Linked DNA regions of Homo sapiens: region 1 is linked to region 2. The links are chromatin contacts, found by Hi-C or POLR2A ChIA-PET in ENCODE. All regions are on one chromosome and are shown on one strand. The core of a region is the stretch at or near the end of the contact, and the rest is flanking DNA. Distances in the headings are between cores, read along the strand shown. Region 1 has its middle 32 kb from the start of LINC02551. Region 2 overlaps LOC105369574 (a long non-coding RNA gene).

The links. A loop is a pair of places that touch in the nucleus more often than their neighbours do. ChIA-PET counts read pairs that join two places held with the same protein, here RNA polymerase II (POLR2A). Pooled maps may share reads with other maps.
Region 1: a loop to region 2 is called in a map of PC-9, with 2.5 times the contacts of the local background. The contact joins two enhancer-like sites. A Hi-C loop is called at or near these places in 5 of 168 maps with a recorded cell type or tissue (IMR-90, PC-9, Right ventricle myocardium inferior and 2 more) and 8 of 50 pooled maps. POLR2A ChIA-PET finds 5 or more read pairs at or near these places in 1 of 52 experiments (AG04450).

Annotation. Positions count from the first base shown.
Region 1 is chr11:130,827,964-130,832,218 of GRCh38, forward strand. No RefSeq gene overlaps it. Among named protein-coding and RNA genes, the nearest start is that of LINC02551, 32 kb to the right of the region's middle. Within about 2 kb of position 2,413, at least 9 of the 41 ENCODE cell types and tissues checked have a DNase peak (open chromatin) inside an H3K27ac peak, as active enhancers do; they include heart left ventricle and heart right ventricle, where a contact is called at or near this core.
Region 2 is chr11:130,525,197-130,529,435 of GRCh38, forward strand. LOC105369574 (a long non-coding RNA gene) reads left to right here. Exons shown (of 5, transcript XR_007062953.1): 2 at 4,039-4,103. Among named protein-coding and RNA genes, the nearest start is that of ADAMTS15, 79 kb to the left of the region's middle. Within about 2 kb of position 2,600, at least 6 of the 41 ENCODE cell types and tissues checked have a DNase peak (open chromatin) inside an H3K27ac peak, as active enhancers do; they include heart left ventricle and heart right ventricle, where a contact is called at or near this core.

The DNA.
Region 1 (4,255 bases), core at 1,163-3,662, 300 kb after region 2:
AGACTACACACGGCTGCCACCTCCTGGAACTTGCCATAACCCAGGCAACTCTCAGATCCTGGGCCTTCACTTGTGATGTCAGGGATGGGGGCATTGCAAAGGAGGGAGGCGGGGACAATGGCTGGATGTTACCTGCTCTCTACTCTGGAAACCCAAGGCTGGAGGCTGCTGCAGCTCTGGGCGCCCTGGGGGCTTCTGCCAGCCCCGCCTGGCTTCCCTCTTGGAACAGAATGGAATCCTCACAGGTTTATAAAACCAAGCCTGATTTCAGGAAAGGGGGTGTCCTTTGGGGCACCTTTGATTTATCCTGCCATCCTCATCCACATCATGCCCCACAAGAAGCCCTTTCTCTCTGAGCCGAGGTGCTGTCACAAGCTGTTCAGAGGCCCCCATGCCCTAGTACCTCTGAGACAAGCAGTTGCTGTGGCAAAGGAGAGGCACCAAACAAAGACACTGGCCCTCTCTAAAGACTCTTGGTGACTCTAGAGCCAGAAGTCAACAGTGGGATGGACAGATCATCTCCAGCTCCTGTCTTCAAAACGCACCTGTGTTTTAACGGCTCCCCAGGGAAGGAGATCCAGTCACTGGCTAACATTCTGCGATGGTGTCTGATAGCCCTCACCAGCTCCAGAATGTTCCTATCCCTCTTAGGCTTTCTTTTTGTATCTTCATCACTCTGACGTTGGTGCGCTTTCAGGCCCTGTTTGCTGCAACCCTGACTGGAACCTCCACATTTAAGTTCCTAATGAAATCTTCTCTTTGACTTTTGCTCATTTATAAAACTTTGTGCCAGCTCTTGGGGTCCAGAGAAATCAGTTTCTAGACCAAATGCCAAGTGCCATCTCCCAAATCTGCAGGTGAGGGTAGTCACTAAAATGCCAAGTGACCTGTCTGCAAGCCGACAGCTGAGGGTGACCTTGCTGGCTGGGCTAGGCCAAATGGGCTCCGGCGTTCAGTGTGTCTCATTTCTCTGCTATTTGACCTGGTTCACATTTGGCTGCGGGGATTGAGCCCAGGCAGTGGGCCCAACTCAGCGGTGTCCTCTGGCCTCTGCACAAGATCTTTATCATGAAGCTAGGCAAGGGCTGTATAATCCTTTCCGTTACTTCAGGGTAATGGTCGAGGTAGGAAGGAGCTCTGGGTGACCTGCCTGGAAGAACAGGTTGAGGTTTATAAGGTTGATTTCAGTAGGTTTTGGGGTTTAATGGGTAGGGAAAGGAGAGGGGCTGGCTGATGATGGCCAGGCCATAGCACTGAAGTCCAAAGACCCAAGGTATACAGAGGTCAAAGCTTCAGGTTGGGCAGGAAATTTGTGCAGGCCAGCCTGGAGAGCATTCTTAAGTCTTGAGGATGGTACATTCCCCAAGGGCAATGACCACTTCGTAAATGTATTTTCACTCCCTTAGAAAACTCAGCACAGTACTGTCACATAGTATACAGATGATGGTCAAGAGCACTGAGTTCCAAGCCCTGCTCTAGGATTTAGCCTTGTGACTTGGGCGAGTTAATTAAATTATCTTCTCTGTGCCTCAGTGGGCTCGTTTGTTAAATGGAGATAATAATAGTACTTGCCTTACATGACTGTTACAAGGATTAAATGAGAGGATAAGCAATTATAGCAGTGTCTTGCTAATAGTATTAGGCACACAACAGGTAATGATTGAGTGAACGGCTAAAATTCAGATGGAATTATATTGCAGGAGGACTAAATTCCTAGTTTGAGGCTGTTTATCTCCAGTGCTTGATTTCTGGTATTTGTCACCTATTTTATATGCTAGAGAGTTTTATAATTATTTAAATCATGTCACCAAGACAGCCTGGAAGAAACTAGTACATGTATTGAAACCCCTTCCACCTCGAGGCTGGAAGCTGGGGCCAGGCAAGCACTGCCGCCACGTTCGCCACACACGTTTAAGTTCAGGGGCTGAAATGTGCAATTTTTTGCTGTTGATGGAGCTACAGCTGCCTGGACAGACCTAGGCTACACTGTTCAGCCCCGTGCTGCAGCTGGCTCCTCTCATGACCAGAGGCCAACATACATCCCATGGTTTGTTAGGGTCAGGGCAGCCACCTGGGGCCACAGACCAGAATGCTGCTCACTTATCTCCTTGGGGATTTGCATTTAGCCCTTGGCCTTGCTGGCCCTCTGCTCTGGCCACCTGAGAAAGCTGGCACAAGACAACAGGAAATTGGAAGCTATGTCACAGGTCAGGTGTCCAGGGAAAGGCCTGAAGGTGACCACCCTGGGTGTCATGTGGAGGGAAGGGAGGACACCCTGGCAGGAAAGCCTGGACTCAGCTTGGGCTGTAGCCAACCCCTCTCTCTTCAAAGCACCCACCAAAAAAGCTGTAACAGAGCAGAATGGCTGGGCCTCTCTCACCCCTTCCTTTCCCGCACTGAGCTCGCCTGTGCACCGGCCTCAGGACTCGCCTGCCAAGTCCCTTGGCTTCCCTCCGCAGTCTGTGGAATCTGAGCAGGATGATCCCTGGCCCAGCTGTTAGGAATCATTTTGAGGATGAAAACAATTAAGCTGGGCAAGAAGCCCACCACCGAATCCTGCCCCCTTTTTTGCACCCTTGCCCATTGTTCTCCTTCACCCCTTTCCGGGTCACCTTTTCTATCTATCCACGAACCTGCTGAGAACATTCACTGACAGTGTGCTGGCTTTGGAGGCACCCGCCCAACCCTGTGGATTTGGAGATCCTGGGGTGTGGGAGGAAGGGGTAACCGGATTCTGGAAGCATCTCCCCCCACAGGAGGCTCGGCCAGATTCAGCCAAAGTGCTGGCCATCTGTGTAACGTTGCTAAGCAGTGTCCTTTCCTGGACTTGTCCTCCCTGCCCTCTGGGCATCAGAACTCTTGGTGCTGAAGTAACAGATATGCACACTGAGGCATGTCTAAGGAAGGCTGTGAGCCATTTATCCATCCACCCTAGGCAGCCCTTCAGGCTCTGCAGGCCAGAGAGCTCACTGCTGCATCTGAAGAAGTTCCTCAGATATTTTGAATGTTCCCTGCAAGGGCAGGACTAGCTGAAGGAAGTGCTAGACAGGGTCCTGGGGCTCTGGACTCCAGCCTGCGAGCCAGGCAAGGGGATGACGGCAGCATCTTTGGTCTCTGGTGCTCCACATGGCTCCTGAACTCCTCTGGACGGTGTCTGTCTCTCCTGCCCCCCAGGCCACTGTGTTCTTCCCGCTGCTGTGTCCTGGTATCTAGGACCATGCCTGGCACACAGTAGGCTCTCAGCAAATTTGTCTCACTAAGGCTGACAATGCCCACTTTCTGCAGCAGGGCCAGCATCCTTTCTTCACGTTAAGGCGTTGCTATTCCTTCTTCACCTGGGTTATTTGCCTTAAGTATCAAAGTCCTAAGCTAAAGAAACAAAACGCTAAGGTGGATGATTTCAGGCATCGACAAGGGAGAAGAAGGCCTGTCTTGGGGAGGAGGTGACAATGGGAGCTTCGGGAAGACAGAGAATGCCTGTGAGGCTCAGCTCCCCAACTGTCCCTAGAACTTCTTCATTATCTCTGTGGCCCCAGGAAAGGGACCCAGAGGCTGGCCCATGCCCAGTGTGAAAGCTGGCAGCAGGCGTGCAGGGGGAGGGGGGAAAAGCAGCCCGAAGTGCATTTCTCAGTGCATTTCTCAGCACATCACCTTACTCTGATCCACCCTGTTGGTGAGGGCGGCTGCCCCGCCCACCTTCACAGCTGCCGGGGTGTGGCTGGGGAGGGGAGCCTGGGCTGTGAGAACAGATGATTTCAATTTAAGCAGCATTTGGGGAGAGTCCTGTTCCACTTGCTCATTTTTCTTAGCACTCCCCCCACCCCTGCTCCGAAACTTGATTCAATCAGTGGTGGATGGGAAAGGCCCGTTTCCATGACAACCCCACTGTGAGAGAGAAAAATCAGCCACAGAGCAGGCTAGAATTTTATCTGGAAGAGGGCACTTGGGTAGGTTTAGAAATGGAGGCCCAGCAAACAGTGCGATGGGCTCGCATCCCATGGTGGGACCTCGGACCCTGGAGAAGGCATGGAACACGGGGTGCCATCAAGGATGTTTATGCTCAGAGAGACACACCTGCTCGTTGCCTGGTTTCCATTAAACCTGCCTGATCTCTCTGGGCTCCAGTCCTACCGCTTGGGTTTATTTTCATGGCTGATGTAACCCAACCAGACTGATGAGTCTGGATCTTTCTCTTTTTCGTACAGTGCTTCCTGTTTAGTTAAGCGTGTTCAATATTTCTGTGCACATTCATTTC
Region 2 (4,239 bases), core at 1,350-3,849:
TCTGTGGGTAGTTGAGCACACCAGTCTGAGCACAAACAAAGGTCAGCAAGGCCCAGGGACATCCTACCCTGGGTGCTCTGGGCTTAGGGTGTTGCTTCTGGGTTCTCACTGTTGGATGCAACTGTCCCTGGAAACTTTTATCACATGAATGGCCTCCTGATAACCTCTAACTGATCCTGGACTTTGCTGCATGGACACGGAATTAAAACCTGAGTGGAAGCCTCTGACTGGCTGTGCCCAGGTCACATGGCCTTGCTGAGGAAGGAGAGAAGGGAACCACGTGCCCTCTTTGGCTCCCTTAATAAAGGAACCTGTCTCCCGCCTAATTTGAAATGTCCCCCCCGGAATAGGAGAGTGTTTGAATGCTGAATGGCCCCAAATGCCAAGTAACTACCATGTTTTTTGACCTTCCAGACCCGACTTTCAGACACATTTTGCTCCCCAGCGCTGCCCACCTTTGGTTTCACAGCAGTTCTGAGGCCTGAGAAACTGAGGAGTTTTTCTGGCCACTTTTGGGAGAAGCCATCTTTTAAATTCTTGATCAGTTTCTTCAGCCCCTTCCCTGGAAACAGACACCATTTCTCTTTGAGGGAAAAGAGAAGTCATTGCCTATCTGTGAAGGGGATTCCACTTCCTCTGAGAGAGCTTCCTGTCAATAGCCTCTTCTTGTCTCATATTGTGTACATCAGAGGCAATGAATTGAGCAGGAGGAAAGGGGCCACTTAGTCTCTGACTGTTTCAGTTTTTTCCTGCCTTGACAAATGGCAGAAATCATACTGTCTCATTGAGTAGGCCTCAAGTTAAAACACTCAGGGCCACTTAGACTATTCTTTTCTTTTTCTTTTTAAACAGGTTTATAATTGACATACAAAAACTGCACCTATTTAATGTATCCAATTTGATGAGTTTGAACATATGCATGCCCCTTTGACACCATTACCACAACCAAGGTAATAGACACAGCTATCATCTCAAAAGTTCACTTGTGTCCCCCCATTCCTTTTTTTAAGGGAAAGAACACTTAACAGGAGACATACCCTCTTAATAAAATTTTAAGTGCATGATACAGTATTGTTGACTGTGCAATGCTGTCCAGCAGATCTCTAGAACTAATTCACTTGTATGACTGTAACTTTATACCCATTGGGCAACGGATCCCCATTTCCCTTCCCTTCGGCCCCCGGCAACCACCTTTTTATTCTTTGCTTCTATGAGCCTATTTTAGATACCTCATCCAAGTGGAATCATGCAGTATTTGTCCTTCTGTGCCTGGCTCATTTCACTTAGCATAATGTCTTCCAGGTTCATCCATGTTGTCGAAAATGGCAGGGTTTCCTTCTTTTCTCAGGCTGAAAAATTCTATTGTGTGTGTGTACCACATTTTCTTTATCCATTCATCTCTTGATGGACATTTGGGTCGTTTCCATAACTTGACTCTTCTTAACCTTGTTGCAGTGAACACGGGAGTGCAGATATCTTTTGAAGATCCTGTTTTCAATTCTTTTGGGTATATACTCGGTAGTAGGGTTGCAAATTAAAAATGGAGCTCTCACAGACCATTATTTTCTTGATCCTTTGGTGCATTTACTTTGGGTTGCCTAGGAACTCCTCCGTCTGTGGATTTACCTTGTAGAGTCAGAGGGGATGATTGGGGAACCTGCATGGCGATGTGGGTTTTGAGCCTCTTTGGAATTCAAACAATACTGATTTACCAGAACAAGAAAATTTGGCTTTGGCCCCAATACAGGCTGAGAAAGTTCATCTTTTTAAAAGGGGCCAGTTCTTGATTAGTTAGGGTACTGGAATGGTCCAGGGAGGGATAACTCAGGCCATTTGCTTTGCCTCCTTCCCTTTCTTTCTGTCTGATCTTTGGCCAGTTCATGGCTTTCTAATCCTGCCACTGGGGGATGAAGGAAGATTAAACTTGTGCCGTTGCCTTTGCATGTTATGAGCTCTCCAGAAAAAGTTTGCATGGGAATGGCCGAAGATGTGGTAAGTTAAAGCAAAATCAATACACAGTTTACTATCCATGTCTTTCTGCTACCCTGCAAATTTTCTTCCTCTCCATGTAATCTCTTTATTGCAGCCTAGGAACTTTGTCAAGGGCTCCATGACCAGGGTCTTTAGGAAACTCCAAAGACCTGAGATTTCACCAGCAGAAATGACAGCTGTTCCAAAAACAGAAAGGAGGTAATTTCTTGTGTTTCAAATTTCTCCAAAGGTGAGAGTTAAGACTCACTCTCAAGATCTTTATGTCACATAGGTAATGAGAGGAAGGGGTAGCATTTTAACAGATCACATTCCCAAGGCCAATCCAACGGGAGGGCTGGAATTTGGGGAGGCTGCAGGGAGCAGGACTTTGGTGCCGCAATCACTGGTTACCCTGTAATAGTATCTCAGGAGACTTTCCTGGTTACTGAGGACCAGAACTGTAGCTGATTTTCAGCCCAATACTTGGTGGGTTCTGTGGAGTCCAGCATTCAAAGCCCTACCATCGAGTGTGACTTCAGTGTCACAGGCAGATGGTGTCACCAAGGCATAATGACTCCTGACCTGTGGCTCTGCTCTTCCTCCTTTCTCTTCCTCTCTCCCCTTCCCTGGGGGCCTGTGGTCCAGAGCTGCATTCCTTTGTTATCACACTTCCTTCCACAGACTGCACACGCCTGTTCAGGACACCAAGCTGTGTGAAAGCACTCCAGGCTGGTGGGAATACCGCTCCCAGAAAGAATCTGACTTGTTTCAGAAGCTTATCTTCTGGCACTTGCTCTTCCAAAGAAAAAGGCTGCAGCAGGAGGATAAAAGAGGCAATCCAGGAGTGTGTGAGATGGAGCCAGTTACATGCATCTCAGCCCAGGGAGGGAGTGAGGAGGGAATGAATGCGGCCTAAGTCCCTCACCTGCAATGTGTAGGAGGTAAATGAACCTGCTCACCCTCCCTCTCACCCAGCCACATTCAGGGTCATTTGCTGTAGCTCAGGTGGCTGCGGCTAGGGTGGGGTTGCCAGGTGGAATAATGGTCATGCACAGCTGCCCCTCCACAGGGGCTGAGCCCAGGGTGGCTTCACTGGAAGAGGGTGTGGGACAAGCTGGGTATCCTGGCTGACATCTCTGCTAGCTGTCGGAAAGTTGAGTGAGGGATGGGGTAGCTGTATCTGTGTGTGTATATGTGAGAGAGTGTGTGTTTGCTGGGTCCTCGTATGTGTTTGTTTCAGATGGATGTGTGTGGGTTTGAGGCCAGGGGAATGGTGAGTCAGGGCAGCCCTGGGGGCAGGGAGGGGTGGGTGTGAGCAGGGCGAGTGAAGTGGCTGCAGCAGGAACAGGGGAGGCATGCGGAACATGGGTGGCATGAGAGCTGACGCTACGACTGAATGGATTTTGAAAGGTCTTTGTCTGCCTCAATTAAAAGGATAGATCCTTTTTTTCTTTAAGGCTGAATAAATAATTTTTTCCCTTTTCTTCTTTGGTTCTTTTCATATAACAATTTGTCAAACTCCGTCAAAAACAAACACAAACAGAAAAACCCAAAAGTCTTCTTGAATGGGTTCAAGGTGCAGGAGGCACAGCTGAGCTGTGGGGAGCAGCGGTGCAGGAGCGGGGTGCTCGGTGGACTCTGGACCTGCTCTTGGGGCTGCTGGCCCCCTTCTTGCCCGTGTGGCCAGGGCAGCCCTTTGGAAAAGCTGTGCTGTAGCTTCATCTTTTGTTTTGGCTTTTATTGGCATATTCTTTTGTTCTCTTTAACTGCATCCAATCAAATTGGCACATCTGAGGTTCGGGAAGATGGTTTGGAGCCATTCCATTACTCTGCCTATCGAATTCTGGGATTTCTGCTTCCTGCCCTGTCCTGTCTTCTGTCCCCAGCTCACCCGGCCCCTACTGATGTCATGCTTTATCAGCTTTCCACTGTGCATGTAACTCTGCCTGGCATTTGGTATTGGGGTGGGTGTGGTGCTTTGAGAGAGGCACAGCAGAACCACTGAGAGAAAGGACGGTGTTTTTCCGTTTAGACCCTCATTCATCCCCTCCTTTCTCTATTTTGCAGGTGCAGAACATTGAGTTATGGGGGTCCAGGGTAAACTTGGCTACCTTGGTAAACATGGCTACAAGGTAAACATGGCTGCTTTAACGAACCAGGAATCAGTGTGGCTTTCTGATTCCTCATTTGGTTCTTGGAACACTTATTTCCTTTTCTTACCCAATTTTAGCTACTCAGGGACAGTAGAATCATAAAATTTTACAGTTG